Regions from separate parts of the Homo sapiens genome. Here regions 2 and 3 are each linked to region 1. Evidence: chromatin loops called from intact Hi-C (ENCODE). Cell type or tissue: A673. All regions are shown on one strand.

Region 1 (8,000 bases):
TATGCATGTAAATTGCAGTCATCAAAAACACGGAATAGGGACAGGTAAATGATATGAAGAAATAATGTCTAAATTTTTTTAAATGTTGATAGAAATTATAAACTCAAAGATTCAGGAAGCTCATTAAAATCTAAGTAATATAAACCTGCAGAAAGCATCATTAAATTACTTAAAAAATGCAGAGAAAAAGAAAAAAAATCAAAACATCCTCAGTGTAAAAAGAACCATTATGTACAGAGGAACAGTAGCAGATAGAGTCGGAGTTTCACCATGTTTGCCAAGCTAGTCTCAAACTCCTGACCTCGTGATCCACCTGCCTCAGGATCCCAAAGTGTTGGGATTACGCTGCACCCAGCCTTTTTTTTTTTTTTAATAATGGAAGCAAGAAGACAATGGACCAAAACTTTTTCAGACACACAAAAGCTGAAAAAATTCATCACCAGCAGTTCCAAAGTATGTTAAAGGAGGTCCTTCAGCTAGAAGAAACATGATAACAGATGGAATCTATATGTATAGCTATGAATGAAGAACATAGGGAATTGTAATAATGATATGTCAGTAAATATCAATTCTTTTTCTTATTTTTAAGTCATCTTAAAAGGTCAATTGACTAAAGAGAAATAATATCAATATATTATTGGGTTCATAACAAATGTGGAAGTAAGGCATACGACTAAAGAAAAATAATATCAATATACTATTGGGTTCATAACAAATGTGGAAGTAAGACATATGACAATAATACACAAAGTCTGGAAGAGGGGAACTTGATAAATATTGTTGCATACTTACATTCTACATGAAATGGTATTATATTACTGGAAGGTAGGCTATAACTTAAAGGTATATACTGTAAATCCTACAGCAACCTTCCCCCCTAAAGAAAGAAAAGAATAGGCCTGATGCGGTGACTCACTCCTGTAATCCCAGCACTTTGGGAGGCCGAGGCGGGTGGATCACTTGAGGTCAAGCGTTCGAGACCAGCTTGGCCAACATGGTAAAACCCTGTCTCTACTAAAAATACAAAAATTAGCCGGGTTTGATGGCCTGTAATTTCAGCTACTTGGGTGGCTGAGGCACAAGAATTACTTGAACTCAGGAGGTAAAAGGTTGCCGTGAGCTGAGATAATGCCACTGCACTCCAGCCTGGGAGTATGTCAAAAAAAAAAAAAAAAAAAAAAAAAAAAAGAAGGAAGGAAGGAAGGAAACCACCAAATAAACCAATGAATGAGATGAAATGACATTTTAAAAATATTCAATCCTAACAAAAGTAGAAAAAGAAGTAAACAAAGGGTAGGTCAAACACATAAGCAGAAGTGGCTGGACAGCAGATTTCAATCCAGCTTTATCAGTAATTACAACAAACTCAAATGATCTAATCATTCCTAATTATCAGGTATTGTAATATTGTGTAAAAAAGTAAGACATAACTATACATTGATCAAAAGAAACTTTAAATAAAGGTGCACATAGGTTGAAAGTAAAAAGATGCAAAAAGAGATAGGCTGCTACTAGTAATCCAAAAAAAATTGATGTGGCTGAATCAATGCCAGATAAAGTAAATTTTGTTAAAAAAATTACTGGTGAAAAAGAAGGTCATTTCATAATGATTTCATAATGAGTATTTAATCCTCAACATATATGTGTCTAGTAACAGAGCTTCAAAACCAGGTAAAACTGATAAATCTACAATTACAGTGAAGGATTTTGATAATATAGTGATAGAAAATCATTTAAGAGTATAGAGACACTAAACCACATTACCCACCAACTTGTTGTAATTGACATTTATAGACTGCTTCACTTAACCACAGCGGAACATACATTATATTTAAGACCACAAGGAACATTTACCAAGTTATGCCATATTTTGGGTCACAAGGCAAATCTTAATAAATTTAACAGAAATCAATTCATACAAAGAGTGATCTCTGATCACAATGGAATTAATATGAGAAATCCATAACAGAAAGATAAATGGAAAATTCCCAAATATTTGGAAATTAAATAACACACTTATAAATAAACCATGGTATAAACAAGAGGCCAAATGAAAAACCAGGTTCTCTTCCTGGTTTATGAATTGACACCTTCTTGTTGCATTCTAACATGGCAAAGAGAGAGATTTTCTCTCTCACATCTCTTATTAAGAGGGCACTAATCCTACTTAAGAGGGCTCCACCCTCATGACCTAATTAACTCCCAAAGGCCCTTGTAGGAAAGAAAAAGTAGTATCTTTTCCCCCCTCATCACAAAGTTTATGGCTGAGGTCCTTATATCAAATAAAAGATTAACAAGATGAAAACATACAAATGTATTTAATACGTTTCAGGTGACATGGGATCCTTCAGAAATGAAGACCCAAATAGACGGAAATTTATGTATATTTATGCTTATATTTGATGAATGGTATACAGTCATATAGAAGAACAATTAGAGAAAATGGTAAGATTTAAAGGTAATAAATTGGAGAGAACTTAGTGAGGCCCATTTGTTCAGATTCTTCTTGGCATCTCTGTGTTTGCAAGGACAAGAATTTCTCTTTTTTCAGCGTATGGGGAGGGCCCTGCTGAAACAAAGGTTTTATGACCTTACTTTAGTAAGACTAGCTAGATTTTATGGCCAGTTTCAGGGGAGAAGGGAAGAGGAAAGCGAGAGTGACCTTTCTGCTTCTGTCATTTTCTTAAATGTCGAAGTGACATATTTTGGAATAGTTTTTCTTGAATCTCATCACCCCACTTCCAAATATCATAGCATTAGGGATTAGGGCTTCAACATATAAATTTGGGGGGACATAAAATAAGCACAGAGGTCTTTTTTAAATACCAATACCTTAGTGTTTGGTGACACTATTGGCTTCAAAGTAAGTCTTGGTGAGGAAGGAGTGTTTGCTATTAAACTTCCTTCCAAATATCCTGTTTGAGTCAAGATATCATACAATCAAGAAAGTGATTTCCCTTTCCTGTTGAGTCTTAGGACACATATATAAAGCAAGAATGCATATACAGTCATTCCTAGGTATTCATGGGGAATTGGTTCCAGGACCCCTCTGTGTATCAAAATCCATGATTGCTCAAATACCTTATATCAAATGGTGTAGTATTTGCATATAACTTATGCACATCCTTCATAAATCATCTCTACATAACTTATAATGCCTAATACAATGTAAATACTATGTAAATACTTGTTATATTGCTTTTTAAAATTTGTATTCTTTTTATTATTGCATCGTTATTTTTAAAAAATATTTTATGAATGTGGGACCATGGATACAGAGGGCTGACTGGGATGCATATAATAAACTTTTAAAAAGTGGCAAATGTTACATAACTATAGGTTTACAAAAACAAGATCAAACCAACTCTTTGTAAAAATAAATTTAAAAACACATCTTCAACACCGAAAGGATTGATTAAATCATTTATCTTCTTTAACTTGGTGGTCCACAAAGCCAGACACATAGTACAAATCAAGTATCTACTTTATTTATAAGACATTTGTAGCACTGATAGATCACTTACTATGTGTCAGGAGATATGGTAAGCACATAATAAATATTAATTCATTCCAGTCTTAACAATAATCCTACTGGGTACATATTAGTGTCCTGCTTTCAAGTGACATAGCAACCTGATTTCAAAGACATTTTTTTAAAATTAAAAATATAAAAAAAAAGAGAGAGAGACAAAGTGCACCCCCACCCCAATAAAAGACAAAGATGTATGACTTGTAGAGACTAATCACCCTATATAAGGAAAAATTAAAATTTGAACCTAGATCTATCTAAATTCCAAAGGCCAGTTTTTAACACTACATTTTACTGACAATTTTGCCAATTAGTGCTGCGAGGTGGTATGTACCCATTAGTTATATTTAAGTAACTGAAGGCTAAGATGACATGCTAGAGTCTTTTAAACATTTCACACATTAACATAAATAGAATTGATAAAGACCAGTCAAGAGTCTTTGTACATTCTACATATGTGTTGCCTTTTTTAATGTTTGACTCCTAAACATGAATAATTCTTTCAAACTAATTTTTATAGACTAATTGTATTCATCCAATTTACAAACTGTTTTGTAGTTTAATCTAGTAGCTGCTATATTACATACAATATGTTGATGCTATACTTTATAGAACAAAATAAAATCACTAATAGAAATAGTATTATATGCAAGTCTAATCTTAGTTAGTGGCACAGTGTTTTTTCCAATATTAATCATAGAAAATCTACCAGAGTTATGAAAAATGGTGATTTGAGAGGGATATTTGGAAAAATATAAAATGTAAGTTATTCTCTAAGTTCTTCTTTGCACCTTAAAATTTTGTAAAAATTCAATTTTTTCATATTAGTCCCATCAATTTTATTAAGATCTGTGTTTACTAAATAAGATTAAATTCTTGCCGTTCTTGGAAGAATTATTTTACCTGTGTTTTCTTTTGTGACATCTGCTGGCAATACCTGGTATTACACTGCACTATAACTCACCTTTATCTACCTTCTCCAACTGTCCAATACTTTTCCAGATAATAGCAATTTAATTCAACTTAAAGAATATAGTGAGTGTTCTGAACTAATGAAAAGGTATTTTAATATGAAACTGAATCATAGAAGCAGAAAATTTAGCCCTCTAGAGGCTGATAACTTATTTAGCATATTACACATGTATTTTAATTTCATTGCTTGGTACTAAAAGAGATGTATACTTTTTTTCTGAAAACTTTAAGCTCGTTTCAGGCAAAAATGTTATATATTATAATGCTTACGATGGACAATTGTCAACCAATCCCTCTAGTGACACTGTCCCACACAGATGTTCTCTACAATTTCATAGCTATGTGATTTAAAAGTGTACATTAAAGTAAAACTGTGCAGGTGTCAAGTCTAAATTCATGTTTAAAAATGAATGAACTGTACCTAAATTGCTATATACATCGGATCCATGGCTGTGAAGCAGAATGCATGAGCAAACTTTTTATATTACCAGGAATCCATTTATCTATAGTCCCATCAGTCAAATTCAGATACTTGTTGCCAGCTCCAAGCTTTATAGTCTGGAGCTGGTTTTTGAAATTGCTTTGTATTTCCATTTAACAGCCAGGGAAGCAGCATGTTAAAATTTTCCTCGGTCTCCTTGGATCCTATTTATAAAGCTAATTTGTCTCCCCAGACATTTTTTTTTTTTCTCTTTTAAATGCCAGTTCTAGGCTTCTAAACCATTAACCCCCCTTCTTTATCCCAAGCAAAATACTGTCACAGACAACGCCGTTGCAGGACAGTGATGATTCCGATGATGATATAGTTCTCCCAGGCAGGATACAAAACATTTCGTCTTCTGGCCGGAGATGGATTCACTGCCCTCCCTGCAGACACGCAGGCTCACACACGGAGCACTGGGAAGTACACATTTACTGTACTGCATGCCGACTGCCTTGAAGAAACTGTAGCTAACCACCTTATTAGTATTCTTGCCTCCACCGTGTCTCACTTGCAGCATCAGAGGGCTGAGCAAATGCAGTAGAACAGGGACAGACACAGCTCTGGCAATCATCTCAATGCAGGCTGCCGAATGTTGGGGGTGGGGGGATGCAGCACTTCGAGATTAATAACCTTGCCATAATCCGGGGCACCCTGCAAGCAGACACCTCTGCTGATTGACCTGCTACTGGCTTGATGCATCTGCCTGGGGGAGAGGGATCCGGAATCTACCTAGTCCTGGGGCCCCCCTGATTTTGGATGTTCATTTGATCCTTCACAGATCTGGGAAGGTAACAGCGAGCCGTACCATCTGCAGCACACAGCAGCTCTTGGAGGTTACTACTGACAGTTTTCATTACACTGGTTTGTGTGAGTGCGTGTGTTTGTGTGTGTTTGTGAGTGTGGGTGCCTGCTTTGCATGAAAGAGAATGTGTGAGTGTCCGTGTGTGTGTATGTGTTAGTGTGACAACCAAAGCAGGTATTTCGTACAGTAGGAGATTTCAACAACGTGACAATATTCTCTAGGCACTTGGGCTCACTGTCTGTAGCCCCCACCCCCCGCCTTTCGCCACCTCCTTGCTTCCCTACTCCCCCTTCTGCTTTTGCCTTTGATGAGTTTTTGGCTTACTTTTTGGCGGAGTCTCTTGGACACGTTTTTGCTGGTGCTGGAAGATCAGATACATGGAACCTTTGAAAACTGATTATTTTTCTCCGATATGACTTAAAAAAAAATAAAAAGAAGAAAAGAAAATAGAGTAGTGCACGGCAAGCTAGAGGATTGTAAATTTTCCTTGGTGAACTTTGAGGATCCATAAAGAAGGTAAGTCACGGGACTCCTCAGATCTCAGTTCTTGTTGTCTTGCAATGTTTGTGTTTTCCTGCTTGTTTTCGGAAATGTATATGCAGTTTATATGCTCATTTTTAGAGATTGGAATGCTCAGAAGAACTCAGTGTGTGGCATTTTGGGGCTATTTTTTATGCCAAGGAGGTTATTTCCATTTGTATAACCATCCCCCCATTCCTCTTACCATTTTTGTACCTCTCTTGTTTATCTAACATTTTCACAGGGAATTCTGAATATATGAAATATGGAAAAAAATAATTCCGCCTTTCTCCTGCCTTGCAATACTCTCTAAATTTGAGGAAAAACATTAATCAGAAAAGCGACTGGCAGAGGCTCTGAGTTAGAGGCAAAGTGTATCTGCTCAGAGACTGGGGGCTGGGGAGGTGGGGATGTAATCCGGACTTTCACGATAACTTAATAGTAGACTTCCCCCTCCCCATAGCTCTATTTTTTTCTTCTTGAATAGTTATATCTGCTCTAGAGAGTAGCGAATGCGTGGAATACAGAAAAGCTGCTTCACCAGCTCTTAATTGGAGCAAATGAGAACAAAGTGGAAATTGTTTAGTATTTTGAACCTCTCTCTTTTTGCACTGATTCTCTCGCTATTGCATCTCATTAACCTTTTGGAATGCAGTGTCCCCTGATTAAGACTAGTGTCGCTCATTTTGGAACATCCTCTTACCCTACATGGTCCCCCGAGAAGGGAATGTGCTTGAAAATTGCTCTTAATTGTCTATTCTTGGCTGTAAAAGCAAGTGGCATGAGGAATTCAGGTGACTTTAGTCAAACATCTTGCCTAACTCAGTCTCTTTAGTTTCCTGGTAGTTAACTGTGCCTTTCTTCACCCGCCCCCCTCCCCCCCACCACGCTTTTCCTTCAAAGTGAAACGCAGACAATATTTTACCTGTTTCAATCCCAAAGTTATTTAATTAAAGCAAAATATCATTTCATTGTGATAACGTCTGTGTTCCTGTGTCTTTTAGTATTTTTATCTCTGCATTGGCATCAATTAGCTTCACCCCAGGAGTAAGAATCACTTGTAAATAGGTTTCTAAAATGCTGAGACCTCACATGAAGGCAACAGAATCTTACTCTTCATCTGCCAGTGCATGTGGATGGTTTATCCTTAAGAGAATAGTGTTAGTTCATGGACTGTTAGCCAACTTGAACTGTTACTGTGGACACGTTCATGGAAGAGATGACAGGTGTGTTAACTAGGTAGAGAAGAGCATACCTAAGTGATTCTCTCCAGCTGTTGATGTCTATGTATAGAAAGAAGATGCAAATTGTAACATAATAGATTTATTCAGAGGCTACGTTGCCTGGGTCAAAGATTTATGAGAGCACCCAAGTTGAGAGATGTCAGGCATCATACTCAAAACGTTGATTATATATATATATTTGTTTTTAAAAAAAGGAGTTACAAAAAGAAAACAAGCAAACAAACAAACAAACAAAAAACTTAAAGAAGAGATTATACTCTGGTATTACCCTAGGCTATCCTAGCCTTTCATCTATCTAATATTTTTTGCATGATGATTTTAGAGAAGTAGGTAAAAGAGGACAACTGTGAGAAGCTGCCCCTCCTCCACCCCTGGAGCAACCTTGTACCTGGTACTCCAGGCAGAGCTCTTGGTAAAAATTACCATGGGAAGACTCCTGTCAGTATAATT
Region 2 (8,000 bases), 150 kb before region 1:
TGCCATGTGAGGACAAAGCAAGAAGATGTCATTTGTAAGAAATAGAGCTGGCCAGGCACAGTGGTTTATGCCTGTATTCCCAGCACTTTGTGATGCCAAGGTGGGCGGATCATGAGGTCAGGTGTTCCAGACCAGTCTGACCAACATGGTGAGACCCCATCTCTACTAAAAATACAAAAATTAGCCAGGCGTGGTGGTGCTCACCTGTAATCCCAACTACTCAGGAGGCTCAGGCAGGATAATCCCTTGAACTAAGGAGGCAGAGGTTGCAATGAGCCGAGATCATGCCACTGCACTCCAGCCTGGGTGACAGAGCAAGACTCCATCTCAAAAAAAAAAAAAAAGAAATAGAGCCCTCGTCAGACATTAAATCTGTCAGTGCCTTAATCTTAGGCTTTCTACCTCTAGAACTGTGAGAAATAAATTTCTGTTCTTTAGAAGCTACTCAGTCTATAAAACTTTGTTGTAGCAATAAGCACAGCCTAAGACAGTAGCAACGGTGCACCAAATCGAAAGCTGCATAAGGACTTCTTGATTTTAGAAGCATGGACTGAGTGACTGCTGTGTATCAGGCACAATGTTAAACTTAAAGCCAATTATGTGATAAAACAGTATAATTTGATGAACATAAGGAATCAAAGGATAAAGACATGATCTCATTGATAATGGGGCAGACTCTCTGACAATTTTCCAGTGTTAGAATGTAAACTATTCTAAAATGAGGCAACATGAAAAGATTTTGATTTTTGTTGGATTTTTATTTTGTTAAATTAAAAAAGTTATAGGCAATCTGCATTCTATATCATCCTCTATCATTTAAACCTAAGATAAAACATGGGTCCCAGGAGCAGATTTGGAAGAAAAGTCCCTTATGCCACTTTGGGTTGCAATTAATTATCCTCATTTTCCTAGAATTTCATTTCTCAAAGTCATGGTGGATACCTGAACATAACTCAGCCCTCATCAAAGTGAGAGGGATATGAACTTACAAAGTATAAGTTCTTAAAAGTGTTTCTCTGAAAGTGATCAGATGCTTGGATTTATTTCACAACCAGTTATCCAGTATGTCCAGATGTGAACCAGGATGCATTTAATTGATTCAGAAAGATTTAATACTTTACATATGTAGCTACTTTTTCTCCTTGTATTCACATTTTCACTGCAGTACAAATGGGTTAACACAATTGGCTAACACAATTGGTTCTTATCATGCAGATTACCAATTAGGTACTCCAATTGATGACCCAATTTCCTTAAAAGCTTTTTAAAAAAAACTCTCTCTCTTTTAGGATTCCAAATATTATCTGGCCATTTTGGGAACTCAGTGTAGATCTAGCTGTACCTGTGCCCATCTCAGAAACAATCATTCTGTTTTCCAAAGATTAACTTAATTTTCTGCCTGTTTTACATTCTTCCTTTGATTATGATTCCCTGAAGCTGATTGAGCCAACATGAGGATGTGTTATACAGCTGACTAATAAGAGTGGCTTCTAGTTAACTAGGTTTTCAAATCACAGCCTCTTCCCTAGTTTGAATTCCCATTTATTCATTAACATTAAACAATGTGTACCCTGTGCCTCTTAGGTCTAGATACTCTTCTAGATGTAGGGGTGCATCAGGAAGCATAGTGGACAACAGTTCCTTTCATATGGAGCTTACAATCTCCTGGGGGTTCACCAAAGGCAGTGGCAAGAGAGAGAATAACAAAACAACTAAATGCAGCAATCAGAATTTTTATAGTACTAAGAGCTATGAAAATAATTAAACCTGGTAATATATATAGAATAGCAGAGTGTTTGTTTAGATTTCATTTGTCTGGATTTAACCAGGGGATGCTTTTCTGAGGTGAGGATATTTGAGCTGAGGTCTGAATGACATAAAATAGCCATCCATGCAAAGACCTGGGTGCAGACAGAACAGTAAGTGCAAAGGCCCTAGGATAAGAACAAGCTTCCAAGTTCCAGTAAAAACAAAAGGGTGGTGTGGCTAGAGAAGCAAGAGTGAGATGTAGTACCTCAGTCTGTGCTCCCAAATGCCAGGCCCTAGACAAACGTTTGTAAGAGTTAAGAAAAAGGAAAGAAACACGAAACGTGGCTTGACAGTCAAAGACAGGTTTATTTTAGATTAAAAACCTGAGAGGGGCTTCTGGCTGATATTTTTTGGTCAGGAGTGCTTTCTCTTACAGACTAGGAGTATATATTGGTTTCAGGGTAAGGAGGCTTATTACAAGCTTGGAATGTTTCTGTGTGGAGGAGAAGTTTTATGATGGGGTTGGAATGTCTCTGGGCAGAGGGGAAGGTATCTTGGGGCTGACATCTTTCCAGCAAAGGACATTATCTTGAGGCTAGCATGTCTCTGGTCAGGGAGGAGTTTGGAATGTTTCTGGTTGAAGATGTTATTTCTGGTTTATTGTTATGCTGACCTTAGCCATTAGGCTCATGCCCTTTGGATTTAGGCAGTTTTTGATTAAGGTGAACTTTAGAATGAGGTGCTTGTCCACGATGGTGATGCTCCTGCCCTGTGAAGATTGTGTGCCACTATTGTAAAGTAAAAACCCGGAGAGCAGAAGTAGGCACAAGGAGGGTGAAACCTAATAGGCACTAGAGCCAATATGAGGATATGTTATCAAGCTAACTCTTATCAGGTAAGAGTGACTGTTGGCTTGCTCTTTAGGAATTCTCTGAGAAATCATATAAACTGTCTCAAGAAGAAGTGAGAAAATTTACCCACCAGCTACCATTGCCCATTGATCAAGTGTTTAAACCACAACATATTACTCCCCTGCACACCTGGAATGTGCATGTTTTGGCAGCAAGTGAGAGTCTTGTTTTCCCACATGGCAGCATCAGTAAAGAAGCCCAGGACAGGAGGTATGGGGCACACTAGGAAGCATGAAGGAAATTGACAAGTTGCAATTGTGTGAGTACAGTCAGGGCCTACCAAGAATGGCATCCACAATGATGACTAGAACAAGAAACCATAAGTCATTTATTGCAGAGAGAGCAACATTCAAAATGGCTTAGGAAAATTAAACAGGTCTCAGAATTTATTCGGTCTTAGGGGTCATGATACAAGGTCTTGATTTTGTTCTAAGTATGTTGGAAAGACCCAGGAGGTTATTAAGCAGAATAAAATTTGATTTGTTTTATATTTTAAATAGATTACTCTGGATTTCAGTAGGGAACTACACGTCAAGGGGTAAGAGTGGAATAGTTTTTTCAGAAAAGTAGCTGGCAAACTATGACCTGTGGTTAGCCCATCTCCTGTTTTTGAAAAAAAATAATTATTGGAACACAGCCACCCTTATTCATTCCATATTGTCTGTGGTTCTTTTAGCACTGCTGAGACAAAGTTTAGTCATTGCAACAGACACCATATGTCCTACAAAGCCTAAAATATTTACTATTTGACTATTCAGAGAAAAAGTTTGCTGAACTTGAGTAATTTTTCTACAATAATCTGATTGTGTTATTATCTAGCCTGCTATCCTTCCATGGTTATCTGCTCTCTCTCTTTTTTTCTGCGTTATCTGCTCTCTTTATGATGTATTATTACATTAACATTAATATATAATAAAGCTTTATTTAGAATGCAAATCTTTCTTCTTTCAAAATGCATGTTACTTTTTATATGCCATGTTGTTTATCTAATTCAAAGTTAAGTGATATGCTAAGAACTATAACCAGTGCTTTATATATGTTAAGTGTATTAGTTTGTTGCAGTTTTTAAAACAGGAAAAATCTCAGTTGCTTACCAGAGCAAACGTTTCTTTTCTTTTGCATAACTTGCTAGCAGTTGTGAGTGAGCTGTGAAATCTCTTCCCCAAGAGTTTTCTCATTTTGGAATCTAAACTGAAGAAATAGCTATTATTTGGGATATACTATTTTCCTGACAGAAGGAAACAATAATAACTTGTGGAAATTCACAAGTCTTCTTAAAGCTTTTGCTTTAATGATGCACACATTACATCTGCTCATATACCATTAATCAATGCATATCAGATGGCCAAACTCAAAATCAATGGAGTGAGAATGTTCATTATTCTGTGGTGGAGTGGATACAGCAAATCACCTGTTAAGGAGGAAGTGAGTTATACTTTTCTAACAGGAAAGGTTGGAGGAGGGGAATCATTGATGTATTGACCCAGCCCCAAATCTTCTTTTTATTGCCTTGGCGTGTGATACTGGAGCTGGACCATGTAAACATTTCTCTTTAGTCAGCTCAATTTTAGTCAATAGAGGGTGCTGGAGGGACACTGCAAAGCCAGAGCAGGAGCAAAGGTTTTCCTTCCTGATTAAAGTTGCAGGATTTAGCAAACAAAATAAAGGATTCCCAGTTAAATTTGAACTTTGGATAAATAATTAATAATTTTGTTATACTATATACCCCAAATATTGTATGAGACATACTAAAAATTATTCATTGGTTAATTCATGTGTAGCTGAATGTCTTGTGCTTTATCTGGCAAGCATATCATGGTTCCAGTGAGGGTTTTTTTATTTTTATTTTTAAATTTTATTTTATTTATGTTTCTGTTTTAAATTTTATTTATTTATGTATTTATTTATTATACTTTAAGTTATAGGGTACATGTGCACAATGTGCAGGTTTGTTACATATGCATACATGTGCCATGTTGGTGTGCTGCACCCATTAACTCATCGTTTACATTAGGTATATCTCCTAATGCTATCCCTCCCCGCTCCCCACACCCCACAAGGTAGCAGTCAGAAGCTCATTCTATAGGAGGCATGGTAGCAGTCACATCAGAGGTCCACTGGCTAGCTGCAGTCTTACCCCCCAGCAAGTTTCTCTGCATACAAGCTTCAAATCAGACCAACAGGATGCATACTCCTGTGGTAAGGTAGATACACCTTCTCCAAAGCATTTGAATCTCACCCTTGAGGGGACAGTCTTCTAAGCAGTTTGTCACTTCCTTGTTCTCTCTCATTTTGGTGGCAGCTGCTCCCTGCATTTGCTATGTGTGTGCCCTTTACAGTCCTCTTTTATCGTTTTTTTTTTTTTTTTCAATTTAACCACCTTATGTCAGTTTATGGTTAGATATACCAAAATTTTCATGTTCAAATTACTGATGTGTTTTTTGTCCTGACTAGACCCTAATACAATTGAGCACAATAATACAATCTATCACACAAGATAATAAATACCTATCAGAAACTACTTAATCCCATTTCACAGATAAGAACATGTCTTAAGGAATTCATACAATGAGTGAAAAGTCACAGACCTAGTGAGTAATAGAAGTTTGATGCAAAAGTAGGTCTAGATGTTTGTAGTTTCATGTACTTAATTTGTCCCTGACTATCTTTCTAGCCACTAAATGGAAGATAATTTCAACATTTACTCTATATAATTAATATATACCCTTGTAATTTATCAGCTGGAAGAGTGAGTGATGCCTTCTTCTGCCGTTTATGCCTGCTGAATGTAATTATTTCATTGTTTCCATAGCATACTTTTCCCATTTTACAGGTAAGAGATTTGGGCAGAATGAAACAGAATTGGGGGAAATTCTGTTACAGGCAAAACTGTGTTCACCTCAAATTTCAAAAGTTAGGCTGGGCACATTGGCTCACGCCTGTAATCCCAGCACTTTGGGAGGCCGAGGTGGGTGGATCACCTGAGGTCAGGAGTTCAAGACCAGCCTGCCCAACATGGTGAAACCCCATCTCTACTAAAAATACAACAATTATCTGGGCATGGTGGTGGTCGCCTGTAGTCCCAGCAACTCGGGAGGCTGAGGCAGGAGAATGGCGTGAACCCGGAAGGCAGAGCTTGCAGTGAGCCGAGATTGTGCCACTGCACTCCAGCCTGGGCGACAGAGCAATACTCCATCTCAAAAAATAAAATAAAATAAAATAAATAAAATTCATAAGTTAAAGTCCTAAACCCCAATACTTGAAAATGTGACCATATTTGGAGATAGGGCCTTTACAGAAGTAATCAACATGACTGATGTCCTTATAAAAAGGTGAAATTTGGACACAGACATATACATAGAAAAAAGATGATGTGAAGAGACAACAAAAGAAAACAGCATCTATAAACCATAAAGAGAGGCCTAGAAAATTATTTTTTCAAAGGCCTCAGAAAAAATTAAAGCTGCTGAGAACTTGATTTTGAACTTCTAGCCCAGAACTATAGGAAAACTTCTGTTGTTTAACAACCCAGTCTATTAAAAGTAATGGCAAAAAACACAATTCCTTTTGCACCAACATAATACTTTCTTATGGCAGCCTCACCAAACTAATATAATCACTAACAAGTATTATTCTTTTCACAGGAAGATGCTGTGAATTTTCTCTCTGATGCTTTTCTAATAATAGGGAGAGGTGTTAAAGTTGTTTTATTTTTCTGTTCTTCTTATGAAAATAGCATAGATTATAGTTGAACTTATTATCCATGAACTTCATGCATGCAGCAAGAGGTTATAACACCATAATACACTCAATGTCTGATATAGGGATTAAAGTGTTACCAACTTGGTTCATATTTCTCGTCTCTATACCTGTATGTGGTTCATGAGCCAGTAGCATTGACATCACCCTGCAGTTTCCTTAAAAGGCAGAATTTCAGGCCTCACTGCAGAATTACTGAATCAGAATTTCCATTTTAACCAAGCCCTTAGGTGATAATTGTGCATATTACTGGTCAGAATTACCCTCTTCATCTACAACAACAACAAAAACACCAAACAACAACAACAACAAAACAACCTCTCATAATTTACCTTTCTTCTTATTTTTGTACATTCCTAAAGTGATATTTTAGACTACTAGAGTTAGCTTCTTGGAAGCACTGGAAATGTTTAGTTGGTTACAAGCACATCCGTTTTATTCACAGCTGGTTTGGAATCAATTAGCTGAAACTGAAATACCTCTAGAAACTCAATAATGTGATAATTGTTCTTAATTATTTCACTGTGAATTTTTTCCTGCCTAATTGTTACTTGGATCATAATAAGTGGATTCTCAAAATCAGAAAGAGTCTTTTGTTTTACCATTGCTAGATGCAAGAAGTCTTGCCACATACATTCATTTTGTAGCTCTTTAATATGTGGATATTTCAACATTTTGGATAAATAGATGAAACCAAATGTGACTCAAAGAAAACCATTTGTGGTTGTGGCATGCAAAAAACATAACATAAGGAATTTCTGGCTATATTAATCGATTTTTGTCATCCTCACTTTCACCTTTGGTAACATTAGTCATCAGCAGAATTTTCACAAAACAAAACACTTAACAAATATTATCTTCTGGATTTGTAACTGAAATAAAATTCTGCTGGAATCCACTTTATTTATGTCTTTCTTTTATATCTTTTTTCCTAACAAAAGGAAGAATCATTCTTCCTTTTGTTATTGAAGTTGTATGTTTTTGTTTTTATTGGGGACATGGAAGAGTTTTCATTTATCTTCAAGTTGAGAAACACATTCAGGAAGAGAATGAAAACCTCACCAATTTTATCTGTGGGATTTGGAGACCCAAAGTATTGAAGACACTCTCATTCGCTGCTAGTGAGAGTGTAAATTTTTGAAATAAATAAAAAGGGGGTACTCTGGCAATATTTACTGGATTTATAATTGTTCATGTATTTTAATTCTACAATTAGACTTCCTAATTTTATTCTAGAGCTATACTTGCATAAGCTCAAAATTACATGTAACAAAGTTATTTATTGCAACATTATTTGTAAAGGCAAACATTTTGAGACATTCTAAATCACTTAAAACTGGTTAAACATAAAAGTGTTATATAGTGTGTTTTATATACCACTATTTGTATAAAAAGAGGAAAAGATTGTATAGTTTTAGCTGTTCGTATTTCCATAAAATGTATCTGGAACTATACACAAGAAATAAAAGCATATGAGGAGGAGATATGGATGGACATGATAATTTTTACTGTATAATCCAATTTGCTTTCTGACTTTGGGAACATTCAAGTAAAAATTCAATTGAAAAATAATAAAAGCCA
Region 3 (8,000 bases), 1.1 Mb before region 1:
TGGGCAGGTTACTGCATGTTTCTGGGGCTCAGATTCTTGGTCTGTAAAATAAATACAAAATTACTTTCTTTTTAGTTTTTTTTTTTGATGATTTAATGTGATAAGTAATGCAGGTGCTTGGCACATAATAGGTTGTTTGTAAATGGCAACTATTAATCGCTTCGAGTTAGAACATTTGGGATCTGTTTCTGGTTCTTCTATTATCTCACTTTTAAACCTTTGCTTAGTTACTTAATATTTATGGGTACAAGCTAATGCAAAACCAATGCAGCAACAACAAAAAGCCCAAAGACAAAACAATAAAATTTTAAAAACTCATAAAATAGGGGGTTTGAATTATTTCTCAACATTTTTCCTACCAAGGATTCCTTCTTTTAGTCTCCCTCGATTACTTGAACTGCAATTTATTAATACCTAATTTGTTTTCTTATTTTCTTGTTTTCTTATTTTTAATTAATCAAAGATGTGTATATATATAATAATAATAAGTATTAGGCCTACAATAGAAAGACAAAGCAGTAGTAAATCTGGTTAATGAGTCCTTGTTTTCATTAACAAAAGAGGCCTTGTTTATGTAAATATTCAATTTCAAATAGCTATTTTTTGAATATATAAAATAGTTCAAGGATCCTCACTGATGATTTCTTGGAACCTTGGAGATTTGAGAACTCCAGGTTTGGCACCACAGTGCTGGACCTTGTCTAAGGGCCTTCAGGTGTATTAGGTCTTCAAAACCTTTGGCCTGTCCTTAAATTTCAAGATTGTTTTCCCCTAATTTTCTCCTTTTTCTGTCCTAATTTCTGCAAAACCTATTCACCATTGCTAGAATTCATGTACTCGGACTTTTACTCCCTTTTTGATAATAGCCACTTTTAGGGCCAGGGCATCACTCTGGACCCTTGCTAGTCAAAGTGAGCCAAGTGATACAAATGCACCAACGGCATTTGTATCACTTGGCTGCTTGTTAGAAATGCTGAATTCCAGCCCCCACTTTGGGCTTTCTGAACCCGAATCTGTAATTTAGCAAAATCCCTAAGAGGTTTGTATAGTCATTAAATTTGAGAGGCACTGGAGTAGAATGCAGATTAGAACTCAGTATGGAGCAATTTCCTAGTAAATTCGAATTCCTGATCTGTTACCTGGAACAAGCTATTCAACTGTTGTGAGCTTCAGTAAAAGAAAGGCAAAGAGCTTGCTTGTCTTACCTAGTGGTTTTGTTGTTAGTCGCAGGAAAATAATCAATAATAAAATATCTCATAATGTTGTCAGCTGATCTATGACCCCAAAGTGCATATCATTGCATCACTCTTCGATTTTTTTTTTAAGAATCAGAATGAATTGTAAAGTTAAATAAGTCCTCTTGCAATTCAGGAAACTCCTATAAGTCAAGTCACCACTCCTCTGCAATTCCCCTAGGAATTGTGAAACGCCCCCCTTCTCTGCTCTGTCCATACTGAGTTAGAGTTATCTGTTAGTCCCTCTGCATCCCCCTGAGATTTAGGAGTTCCTTGAAAGCATTGTCATGTAGACCGTATTAGACCCACCTCTGCTTTCTCCCTTACTTCTCTGTGCTTCTCCACCTCCTCCCAGTGCCTAGAACAGAGTGGGCTCTCCATATATGCTTGTTGAGTGAATAAATAGATGTAAGATATAATAATACTTGACAGCATCTCTCTGAAAAAAAAAATGCAGCCAGGGCAGTGGGTACCTCTACCACCTGTTTAATAGGGTTGTTAAGAGAATCAAATGAGCTTGGACACACAGTATCCCTATGTGAGCTGTAAAACACTGGATAAAATGAGAGAGCATTATTAGGCATATGCGGTCTGGCAGGGTCTTACAGATGGCAGTCACCTGTCATTATGAAAACTGTCTTTAAGCCAAAGCCAAAACAGTAGTGATTTCAGAGGCTCTTGGGGCAGTGAATTGTAAGCTTTTATCTCTGCTCCCTCCTGAGACCAAGTTTTCATTTATCATGTGTATTTGCTCCAGGGTAGTGTATCTGCTGTTGTTCTTTTGTTGTCTAGAGTAGTGGGGCCACCTTGTTGAGCTGGCATGCATACCCTGCTTCCGGGAGCTGTGGGCAGCCTTCTGGGGTATTGCATTTGGTTGGCAAGGGCTCTCGTCCTGTCCTGTGCCATGTGCTTGCAGCGTTTTCATGCTGTGTTGCCTCATTAGGGAGACTCACTCAGACTGTTTTGCTAAAAAACAATAAGGTCTGCACTGGGATAGAACACAGTTGAATAGACATTTATCTTTTCACAGGGCAAATCAATGAGTAATTTTCTGGTTTGAATGCTATATTTAACACCCCGTCTGGGGAAATGCTGTCAACCATGTCCTATTCCAAGGTGGCTTTATTAAAAGACTGTAAAAAAATCGTATTTAATATTCCTGGAATATACTTTTTTTCTTTGCTTAAACGTTTCCAGGGAGTAGTTGTTCCTCGTATCCTGGTCCTGATGCATAACCTTCTTAGGAATGGGCTATGTGTTGACAATGTGCACTCATGTGGGGTAGTATTCTTTGAATGCCAGTGAGGTAGAAAGGCAGACAGGCTCTTTACTATATCAAATTCAAAACCCAAGCTCTCTCCTCTACTGCATGTTAAAGGCAAGGGTGTAAAAACACTTCAATCTGTCAATTATTGGACTCCTGCCCATAGCAAAGCAGAGAAATGAATCAGGTGAGGGGCTAAGTCCATTAATGACCAGCCTCGTACTGTCATCAAGAGTAGAATAGTCCAGTTGACTTGAATTTCATTCAGCAACTGAGCCACTTACAATTTGTGACCTAAGAGACCTCCAGCTTCAATGTATTTCTTTGTTTTCAATCTATATTCAGGCATCCCAAAACTGTTTTCTTTCATCCAATCTCGTCAATGTACAGATGAAAAAAAAGAAGTCTCAGAGAGATCAAGCGACCTGTTCAAAGTCACACAGCTCACATTAGCAGAGCTGAGATGATATCCTCTACTGGTGAACTGAACCCATTGTCCTCATAGAGGAATGGTAGGGTTCATGGAGACTGGGAGGGCAGTTAGTTATGTTCACTGGGAGAACAAAAGGTTGAGGCTACTTTGTGGCTGTAGGACCTTGAGAGATCTGCTTAGATATTCTTTAAGGCCTCTCCTCTGAATTAGTCTCATCTATGCAATGGGGATACCAGCACATACACAGGTTTTTGTGTGTATTAAATGAGATCATATTTGTAAACTCCTAGGGCACTGCAGAAACATTGAAGTATAGACACTCCCAACAGACCCTTCCATTTCTGACATATTAGAGTTTTGAGTTGTACAAATACTGGGTTCTCATTCTTCATGTATCAGAAAGCAACTTGGAAAATGTGCTTGAAAAATATAACCATATGACATTAAAACAGTTTTCCTTATATTGAGTTTAGAAATATTTTATCACTGATTTTAGAAAAAACTGCTCTTAGAAACCCTTAAAGACCGTTTTCAAAGAAAGGTCTAATGCAGTGCAGCAGACTTCTCTGACTGGGTAGACTTCTAAGCTTGGGTAAGCTGTTGTTTTTGTTTTGTTTTGTTTTCTCTAGGGACAAATGGGTCATTCATGAAATCTCATGGGAATCCATTATTCGTGATATTCTTACGTTGGCACTAGCTTAACATCATGCAGGATAACAAGCTGTAGGTCCAAACACCAAGGAAGGTAGCCCTGTGCCACGAAAACCAATGTTGTCCTACTTCCCTGGCTAGTGCAAAACCTCTGGGGTTACCTTGATCTCATTTCAGGGCAGTTTCCCGAGCTCAGCAACTCCCTCAAAGCAGTTCTTACAGTTAGCTGTAGATGGCGATGTTGCACCAAGAACCTTCATAGTGGCTGTGGCAGGCAGAAGAGCGTCCAGCTGTGGCCTGCTGAGGCTCAATTCTGCAAACCCTATTTTAAGTTCCTGTGGTTGGTCATAACCCAGCAGTTCCCCTCCTGGGTCCCCTGCCTACCAATCATTCTCCCCAGCTACAAGCCAAGAAGGAGACTTCTGTCTCCCCTACCTCCTCCCTACTTTCCTTTACAGTGGGCTGTGATTAATGGCAGCACTAGTGAACAATTGAGAGGGAGAAGGTACTTGACTAATGCAAGAGCAGAGAGATTAAATGCAAACGGGTGCTGAACCTCTTTAGCGAGACCATCCTTGCAAATTTGTTTTCCCTTTCTTCTATAGGGGCCCCCTCCTTAGTGTGGAGACAGGCACAGTGACTTTATTAATCAAGGTACTTTGCAGGGGCTGATGAATTTTAACAGCAAATTGTCACTTACAATCCTTTGCTGTCTCATGTATCCCTGAGCACTGGTTATTTCATCGTCACCGATTAATCAAGACAGCCACAAAGCCACCCTGGAGTTTATTAGCAGAAAACATATTGTCTCTTCCTCAGAAACAACCTTTTTCTGTTACATCAAATGTGAAAACTACCTTTGCTTTAGTTTTTGATTGAGAGCCACACACAAGACATAGTTACCCTTTTATATTTTTCAAGATGATCATTAATAAGATTTTCCCAAATCTTATTATACTTCCTTGCTATAAGGACTCCTGAGGATTGACAGAAACAGACTTGAGACAAGATACTTTTTAACCTATAGTGGTTCTCAAACCTAACTGCATGTTAGAATTATTTACAGAGCTTTTTAAAAACACGCTCCTGGGCTGCATTAAATGCAAATGATTACAGAATTTCTGGGGCTCTTGCCTGGGTATGGATAAAGTTTTCTCATGCAATTTGCAGCCTGGATTGGCAGCTGGTACAAAACAATCTTGCTCACCTGAAGATGGTATGCTCATGTACAAAACGAGGGACTTTTATCTGTATGGGGTTTTTGTGGTACTTCAATGATGTCCGTCTCTCTCTTTACTGACTTTCTGCAAGACAGAACAACTTTGGTAGCCAGATATTTGCATATTGCATTTCTTCTATTCTTGCATTCATTCACTCACTCATTTATTCATTTCAATAAACATTTATTTGCCATTTTCCTCTGAGCCCGATTAAATCTCTGCCATCACAATTGTTAATATTCAGCAAATACTTACAGAAACTACATTTCATTACAGTTACGATAAAGGCTATGAAGGAGAAACACAGGGTACCATGAGAGCATTTGATGAAGACTGAATCTTGCCTGTGAGTCAGAAAAGCCTCCCGTAGGAAATGGCATTTACAGGGAGACCTGAGAGTTGATAGGAATCGGCCTGATGAGAGGAATGGTGGGAAGAGGGAGTCAGAGAAAGAATAAACTGTGCAAATGGCCGGTAGGAAGATGGCTTATTATAGGTATCAGAAGGAGGCCTAGGGGGAGAATAATAGAGTTTGAGGGTGTAGGGGTGGAAAGAGTGTAGTACCTGTTTTCTTCATCCTATGGGTCATGGCTGGTATTCCTATAACAAAAGACAAGTTAACAAGAGAAAAGTAGAACATATTTAATTAATCCAGATTGTACAGCCATGTAGAAATATGATTGGACAAAAAGGGAATGATCTAATAATAATAGACTGAGTGGGGAAACCTAGCAAGGCCTATCTGTTTGAAACATTCTTGGTCTTGTTGTGACATTTCTTCCGCCCAGTTATGGGGCAGGATCCCTTCTGGAATGATGGTTTTATAATCTACTTTCAGACAAGGTAACTCAAAACATTTCTTTAAAACTGGGTCTTATACAGAAAAGCAGGGGAAGATTAGAGCAATATTTCTAGGTTTTATGGCTGGTTTTGGGGGAGAAGGATTCTGGTTTCTAAGACCCACTTTGGGGAAGAGGGATTCTAGTTTCTAGGGCTTGCCTTAGAAATGGAAGGAAAGCAGCAGAAAAGAAGGGCAGGAGGTGAGAAAGACACTTTGCTTCTGATGACCTTCTAATGTTTTTCAGTTCAAATTTCTCAGTGTACCAAGGTGCCATACTTTGGGGTGTTATTTCCTGAGCCTCAGCAAGTCTAAGGGGTAGGTAAGAATGGATTTCACAAGACCTTGTAGGTCATTTTTGGGACCTTATCTAGAAATTAAAGAAGCTTTTGCATAATCTTTTTTAAAAAGTTGAATGGTTAGACTAGTGCGTTAAAAAATATTTAGGAGAAAAAAATTCCTGAATGGCAAAGTAAAGACCTTCAAAAATCTACTCCTTTATAAAAGCAACAGTGGCAAGAATTATTGAAGTCAAACTTTTTCAGAACTCTGGAAATTAGCCAAAAGCTTGCAAAAATTTGAGGACTGTTTAAGAAAAATGGCTGGAGATTAGTGAGAACGGTGAGAATGTGGTGTTTCGACTTATTCTATTCCAATCTCCTAATCTCCGGGTCCCCAGCAGTGTGGAAAACTAGCAGGCTTATAACCATGGCAGCGAAAAAGTCCAGATGCCTAATAGTTACTACAGGGGTCAGAAAAGGTTGGATGTTTCTCAAGAAGACCTGTCCCCAGGGAATTGTCACTCTTTGACTCACCCAACAGTTCCCTAGAAAAGCTTCTTCTTACAAGGTTTGTCTTTGTTTGATCTGACTCAGAGATCATTCAGTGGGAAAAGTCCTTTTCCCAGGGCATTTGATGAGGATCATTGGCCAATTGTTTAACATTACAACTGTGTAGGGTGGGGATGCCAGTTGAGGCAAATAAGAGACTGACCAAAAACTTTAAAGGAAAATCTTGGAATTGAGATGCTTCTACAAGGCATTGGAAAGCTCTGACATATTCCTGGAATTTAGAAGGCATGTGCATGTACAGGACTGTATACATAACTCCTGGTAGCTGTGAGGCCTCTGGATTAAAACAACAGCAAAAACAACAGCAGCAAAAACCTGAGAAGACCTTAATCTTTCACCTCTTGCTGAACTTGAGGGTCTCTGCAAGCAGGAAGTAAACATTCAGTGTTGACTTTGTGCTCTACCACACACACACAGCCCCATAGCAAATGATGGGGGACTTACCGATTCAAGATATTTAAGAACATCTCTGTTCAGTCATTAGCTAACCACTGAGCTAACCAAGCAGAGACTCCAGTCAGGGATAAAACATAACAAAGTATATAGAGTTTGCAGAACTGGATAAACAAATTCCTTAAACAAACAGTAGTAGTAGCAGCAGCAACAATAACAACAACAACAATAGCAACAATAAACAGCAATAATAAAAAACCATGGTTTGGGGGAGTAGGTCTGATTTTCCAGACTTGCCTCAAATATTATTCAAAATAACCAGTTTTAAAAAACAAATTTAATAGATATGTGAAGAAACAGGAAAGTGTGGCCTATTCACACAGAAATAAAAAGCAGACAATAGAAATTGTCCCTGAAGAAATTCAGATGTTTTACTTACGATAGTGAATTTAAATTATCTATTATAAATATGTTAAAGGATAAAACAATCTGAACATATAAAGGAAAGTGTAAGAAATGCTTCTCTAACTAAAGAATATCCATAGATAGAAACAATAAAAAGAGCCAAATAGAATTTCTGGAGCGAAAAGTATAATCATTGAAGAGAAAAAAAAAAATCACTAGAGGGGTTAAACAGCACATTTGAGCTGTTTAAAGAATCAGTGAACTGGAAGATATGACAATTGAGATTATGCATTCTGAAGATCAGAGAGAAAACAGAATGGAGGAAAACAAAGTGCCCCAGAGCTGTGTGAGACGAGACACCATCATTCATACCAACATATATACATATATACACACACACATATATATGTATATATATGTACACACACACACACACTCACACACACAGTAGTTCATACTTATCCACAGAGATACATTCTAAGACTCCAAGTGGAGGCTTGAAATCACAGATAGTACCAAAATCCTATTTAAACTATGCTATTTTTTTAATTTTATTATTATTATACTTTAAGTTTTAGGGTACATGTGCATAACGTGCAGGTTTGTTACATATGTATACATGTGCCATGTTGGTGTGCTGCACCCACTAACTCGTCATTTAGCACTAGGTATATCTTCTAATGCTAACCCTCCCACCTCCCCCCACCCCA

The links. A loop is a pair of places that touch in the nucleus more often than their neighbours do. Peaks named below come from ENCODE experiments on the same cell type or tissue, not always from the same donor. Only the 100,000 strongest peaks of a DNase experiment are listed, where the experiment ranks them.
Region 2: a loop joins it to region 1, with 2.9 times the contacts of the local background. A loop is called at or near these places in 4 of 110 quality-filtered maps.
Region 3: it touches region 1 in a loop (7-fold over the local background); 47 of 110 quality-filtered maps call a loop at or near these places.

What each region holds. Positions count from the first base shown.
Region 1 is chr11:41,457,734-41,465,733 of GRCh38, reverse strand. It overlaps LRRC4C (leucine rich repeat containing 4C), which reads left to right and starts at 6,082. Exons shown (of 7, transcript NM_001258419.2): 1 at 6,082-6,303. In A673, a CTCF peak has its summit at 4,461 (motif pointing left); no DNase peak of the experiment used is centred here; H3K27me3 peaks cover 2,823 bases.
Region 2 is chr11:41,608,832-41,616,831 of GRCh38, reverse strand. The region is part of intron 2 of LINC02741 (long intergenic non-protein coding RNA 2741); the gene reads left to right. Among named protein-coding and RNA genes, the nearest start is that of LINC02741, 100 kb to the left of the region's middle. In A673, a CTCF peak has its summit at 4,238; no DNase peak of the experiment used is centred here.
Region 3 is chr11:42,520,637-42,528,636 of GRCh38, reverse strand. No RefSeq gene overlaps it. Among named protein-coding and RNA genes, the nearest start is that of LINC02740, 270 kb to the right of the region's middle. RefSeq lists an enhancer at 1,628-2,128. In A673, CTCF peaks have their summits at 3,609 and 3,808; a DNase peak (open chromatin) is centred at 3,836.